2 separate regions of the Homo sapiens genome follow, and region 1 is linked to region 2. A link is a loop called in an ENCODE intact Hi-C map of the cell type or tissue named here. Cell type or tissue: ascending aorta. All regions are shown on one strand. Links, peaks and the distances in the headings refer to the core of each region. The heading gives the core; the rest is flanking DNA.

What was found. A loop is a pair of places that touch in the nucleus more often than their neighbours do. Peaks named below come from ENCODE experiments on the same cell type or tissue, not always from the same donor. Only the 100,000 strongest peaks of a DNase experiment are listed, where the experiment ranks them.
Region 1: a loop joins it to region 2, with 6 times the contacts of the local background. A loop is called at or near these places in 38 of 110 quality-filtered maps.

What each region holds. Positions count from the first base shown.
Region 1 is chr4:113,950,852-113,953,779 of GRCh38, forward strand. The region is part of intron 1 of ARSJ (arylsulfatase family member J); the gene reads right to left. Among named protein-coding and RNA genes, the nearest start is that of ARSJ, 27 kb to the right of the region's middle. In ascending aorta, for the core only: a CTCF peak has its summit at 1,775 (motif pointing right); no DNase peak of the experiment used is centred there; H3K27ac peaks cover 1,104 bases.
Region 2 is chr4:114,376,989-114,379,916 of GRCh38, forward strand. No RefSeq gene overlaps it. Among named protein-coding and RNA genes, the nearest start is that of UGT8, 220 kb to the right of the region's middle. In ascending aorta, for the core only: a CTCF peak has its summit at 1,509; no DNase peak of the experiment used is centred there.

The sequences.
Region 1 (2,928 bases), core at 278-2,777, 430 kb before region 2:
GCACCCTATTCTTAAAGAAATTTGCATACAGTTGAAGCACTGGTATACTGACGTGGTGTCCTGTTGTTCTGTTTATGGCACCAAACACTGCCAACACTGCCCAAGACTAAGAATTGGGAGAAAGGATTGGGAATAAAGGGAAATAAATGGAAGTTTTAAAAATGCTTGAAGAAACAAATAGAAACCAGAATCATAAAAGATAAAGATTTATGAGAAGGCATTAGAAACCCAGGGCAGTACAGCTATAAAGGCCCATACTTGTTACTTAGTAGTACAGCTGTCAAAAATGCTTCCAATATGGGGAAGTTCAATATCTCACCAGACAGCTCATTTTATTTCTGAAGAGTTTACTAATATAAGGTTCTCATTTGGATTAATCCAGGCTCTTCTTGTCTGGAATCTTAACAAATCTGGAATCTCTTCTATGTTAATGTTCTTCAAATATGTGAAGACAGTTACCACGTTTCTGAGTTGTTTCAGTTATTTCAGCCAATCCTCATGCTCTCTGGTTGCCAGATCTCCTTGGCACACACTTCAGTGTGTCAGTGTCCCTCTTACAATCTGGCACTTTGAATTGAACATAATCCTTCAGATGTGGTCTGGACAGTGTAAAGTTCAATGGGACTACTCCCTTTCTTGATCTGAAGTCGACACTTTATTAAGACTCACACGAGCTTATTTGGCAGCACGTCATACTGTTGGCACACGGTGAACTTGCAGGCAGCTAAAACCCCAAGTTATTTCTTTTTTCTATATTCACTGTTCTTAAGCCAGTTGTCCTCTCTCGTAGAAGAGGAGTTTATTTTATGAATCTACAGAGAGAATGTTTTGTTTCTTGACGCCTTCTCTCATTCTTCCTGCTCTTTAAAGATCTAGAAGATACTTAATTTTGTCCTTCAATATGTTAGCTATCCCTCCTGTTAATTCTGGTAAATATGTGTCTTCATCTGAATCATGCGTTTAAGAGTTTGAGGGGACAGAACTAACTCAGAACAAAGCCTTATAAATTGTTATTGAATAACTGCCCTTAGGTTAACTTTGATTTGTTACTCAATTCCCTTTTTAATGTCACGTTCAACTTTTTACTTATCATTCAGTTTATTTTTTTTCTGATTAAAAGGATTGTCTTTTCTACAAGGCTTGTTGAAACTGAGACATAGCATATGTATAACCTCCCCGGATTTTGCATGCTGGAAGAAATTTACTTTTCTTTTTCATTTTTTAAGAGACAGGGTCTCACTATATTGCCCAAGCTGGAGTGCAGTGACCATTCACAGGTGCATTCATAGTGTACCGCAGCCTTAAACTCCTGGCCTCAAGCAATCCTCTCATCTCAGCCTCTCAAGTAGCTGGCACCACTGCAAGAAATTTAAGTGATATATTTTGGGCTTGAATTATTTTCAAACAATTTAAGACCACTTCTAATAATCACCAATTCCTGTAGTAACTTACTGAATAAAAACCAACTTCCCAGCCAACTTGATTTTTTAAAATCAGGGAACCACAGTCAACCTATTAATTAGTTTTATTTCTAAAATCCAGACTTCTCTCTTTTTTGACATTGAGATACTAGTCTTCCATATCCTTGCTTTTTATGAGTCTTCAATGAATGCTTTAAAATATTTTCATACGCATATCAATATTTAAAATATGGCATGTAATGTAATGCACTCTGGGTTCTCAATTTAGCGAACTGTTCCTACAGTCTGTTAACCCATGAAACCAAGCGCTTTAATACAAGGTTAAACGCTTGGGTGAGGTAATGCTGAAAGCAGTCACTAGAGGGAAATAGAGGGCTGAGAACTAGGTACAGGAATGGTCGACCCCTGGTTAGAAGGACCAAGAGAACGATAGGCTGGAGAAGGCTAAACCTCTGTAGAAGAGGCTACTCTCAGGTTTACCCCGAAATTCCACTTTAGATATGGTTCACATAAGAACAGAGATAGAGCTGGGACGCAATCAAGACAGATCAGCCAGTCAGCACTCAGTTGGAAGACACATCAATGACAAGGTTTTTAGGAAGTTTGATATCAATGCCAGAAAATGACCTTGAAGCAGGAGTCTTAGTGTCATGGTTGAAATCTGCAGTCCAAGCTAAGATCAAAATTATATCAATTCAGCAATAATCGTTACAATTTATTGACTGTCTACTATATATCTAGCAATGAACCAATATTATCTCCCATTCTTGGAACAAGCTTTGGAAAGTAATATTTTCCCCATTTCACAAAAAGGAAACTGAAGAACAGGATTTAAGAAATTTAAGTGGCAAAACTGGGATCTCAACAGAGATTAGTTGAGCTGCAAGGCATGTACTCACTATGCTGAAAGACTGGACAATACCGTATTCTGATTCAATAATTAGAACTCTGGGAAGAGAGCTGTGGAAAAGCTTGGAGCAATCTTCTCCTCAACTCTAAGGCCTTCTGTCTTAGAATTTGCGGTGAGTGGACACATCTTCTCACTTATCATAGGCTTCTATTTTCTGTAATCAAATTTCATCAGTCCTTCACAGATTTGAAGTTCATTCTGCTTTTTTAGGACCATGCAAACAAAATATATCCTATTAATACATTTCATTTTCTTTAAAGTCAAGGCAAATGAATACTTTGTAAACATAATGTATGGCTTTTTAAAAGTTATATGTAATGGATACAAACTTAGTACAGTGAAAATTCTCAGTGACAATTTGAATTTCCAATAGGATTTGAATTTCCAATAGGATTTGAATTTCCAATAGGATCTGCACCTCTTGGCCGAAATACTGGCCACATAAACATGGCACCAGATCTATCTGGTAAAAATGCATATTAAGTAGTTAAGGCAGCAAATGTTTATAGGGGGTAAAAGAATTTTCAGTTTTAGCATCTGTAAAGCCAATATTAGGTGAACAGGTAAATGAATTCAGGGATAAAATGATCAGTAGCA
Region 2 (2,928 bases), core at 158-2,657:
ACGCAATTATTAAGGGAATGAGTTTGTTATGTTGGGAGTGGGTTCCTGATTTTTTAAAAAATGAGTTCAGCACCATTCCTCTCTCTCTCTCTCTCACACACACACACATACACATACACACACACACGCCTTCTTGCTCTTCTGCATTCTACCATGAGATGATGCCACGTCACGAGATGATGAAGGCCCTAGCCAGATGAAGGCCCCTTGACCTTGGACTTTCCAGCCTTTAGAACTATAAGCGATAAATTTCATTTTTTTTTTTTTTGAGATGGAGTCTCGCTCTGTCGCCCAGGCTGGAGTGCAGTGGCGCAATCTCGGCTCACTGCAACTTCCGCCTCCTGAGTTCAGGCAATTATCTGCCTCAGCCTCCCGAGTAGCTGGGATTACAGGCATCCAACACCATGTCCGGCTAATTTTTTGTATTTTTAGTAAAGACAAGGTTTCACCATCTCAGCCAGGCTGGTCTTGAACTCCTGACCTCGTGATCCACCCGCCTCGGCCTCCCAAAGTGCTGGGATTACTGGCGTGAGCCACCACACATGGCCTCTATTCTTTATAAATTACCCAGCTTCAAGTGTTCTGTTATATAGCAACATAAAATGGATTAAGACACCAGTGTAACTTTGACAGCCTTATTAGGCATTATTCCAGAAGAAATAACCCACATGGGTTCTTATTAATCTACTCATTGGTCAATGGGAAAGTATTTTCTATTTGTATGTCTTCACTTATTAGTGAAAGGCAACCTACACATTCAGAACTTTAACACTTTTTTGGGAGAAAGTATCCCCTAAAGAGATTATCTAGTTTTTTAAATCCTTTTTTTAAAATCATTTTCAAAGAAATGTCTCTTTGTGGTTTTAATGGAGGTTCAGTTTAAAATGTGGTAGTCAAAAGAAACCAATTTAGCTGCTTTCTTTGACCAGTGACAACAGTCTAATCATCGCTTGCTTAATTGGCTCTGCAATTTCCTAATTAGCATAGGATTGGCCAGAGCCTGATGTGATAGCTTACCCTTTGGCTCTTAAATTCTAGCTTTTTCTTTATTAATCAAAAGGAAAATCATCATGCATGTTAAAATCATTAAAGAAGAACTCCTTTTATCAAACCTTTAGGCTTCTGAAGTTAGGAGACATCTCTTCTTGTAAATTACGTTCTAGACTTGTTAATTTTTAAGTGAGTGAACTAATCTTTGGTGGAAAATAGGTGAGGGATTAATTAATAGAAGGTGGTAAATGTTAAAGGAATATGGTTCAGAATGAAGTTAGGTACCATGCATTCCTGCTGAGTTAACCTAAAACATAAAGTCATCTTTTATTTTCCCAAGGAAAAGATCCAGAAAGAAGTTTTTTTCACTAACTTTACCATATTAACATCTAATTTTGTATATATAATTGTAAATACTATTTAAAAGGTAAACTGAAACACAATACTATTTTAAAAAATTTATTGCAGCTAACAATGATTCATTAACCGGGCGGCTCCAAACCAGAAGTGATCTGAGAGCTCCACCAAGTGAAATGCAACAGGGAAGCTTTTACAATCCTATCATTGAGGTAAAAGAAAATAAGACATTTGACTGATTACAGTTGTACAGTTGCTTTATTTGGTTTCTTTTCTTAGAAAGTTGCTAATTATAATATGTTAATTGGCTGCTTCTGATTGATTGAGATTGAGTTCTGTTTTTCGTTAATACAGGCATTTACAAGAAACACCTCAGGTTGTTTCACTTATGTTTGCAAATCGAGCAAGGTTGAGGTAACTTATGAGCTCTAATTGGGTTTGTCAGCTCAGGGATTTTTTTCAGGCATGGTCTCCATCTTAATTAACTTCAACAATATCAACTTTTAATATTTACTTCATCAAATAAATTAACATATTTATAATCACAAATTATTATGTAATTACTTTACTACTATAAAAATATACTTTTTCACATTCCTTGAACTATTTTATTTAAGCTTTTGATATGTATTTCCTAAAGTAGTCTTCATCATTAACAGAGCTGCCTGTTGAATCTAATGGCTTTGTCCAGAGCACATTATTTTCTTACTGGTCCACACTTTTTTGAGATAAAGCACTTTCTGGGTCTGTATACAATGTTTTCACTGGAAAATTTATCCTGAGTGTATACATTCACAAAACATTAGCCCATTTGTTTTTATATTTTCCTATGAATATACATCCACTATCTCCTCAACACGACCATTTGCTGCATTGCTTTTTAAATAAATTTTAAACTTGTTTATAACCCAGCACTTGCAATTGTGAAGTCATGTTCATGATAGGAATAAATAAATCTGTATTATAGTTTTAGGGTTTTTTTTCTTTCTCATCAATTCAGTCGATCTCAGTCAATCACTCACTTGATACTAGTATTGACAGATTTTTAGGCTAATGTGTCTTCACTGAACAACAACAATTTGGTTTGGTTAGTCAAAATTAAATAAACTGAGAGAGGATCAGCAATAAGTAAGATTTTGTAAGGATTTGGATATAAAGTAACTATCCCCCTCTTATCTGAGAACAACAACAAACAAATAAACAAAAAACAACTTTGCCTTATTCAAACATGCCGAGCAATCTTAGACTTCAGTTCACAGAAATTTTAGCATTGTTTTGAAGTAGTTTGTACTAATTTTAATCACTTCTGAATTCTATATTCAATTTTTCTTATATCAAAAACTGATTATGATTAACAAGAACTATTATAACATGGAACCCAGGAAATTATCTGAAGATGTTCATATATTATATAAAAAGTGATATATAGATATAGATTTATCTATCTCTCTAGAAAGATAGATGGATAGATAGATAGATAGATAGATAGATAGATAGATAGATAGATCGATAGATAGATAGATACATGGATACCTGGAGATATATATATATACCCACACACACACTCTGTTTTACTACAAC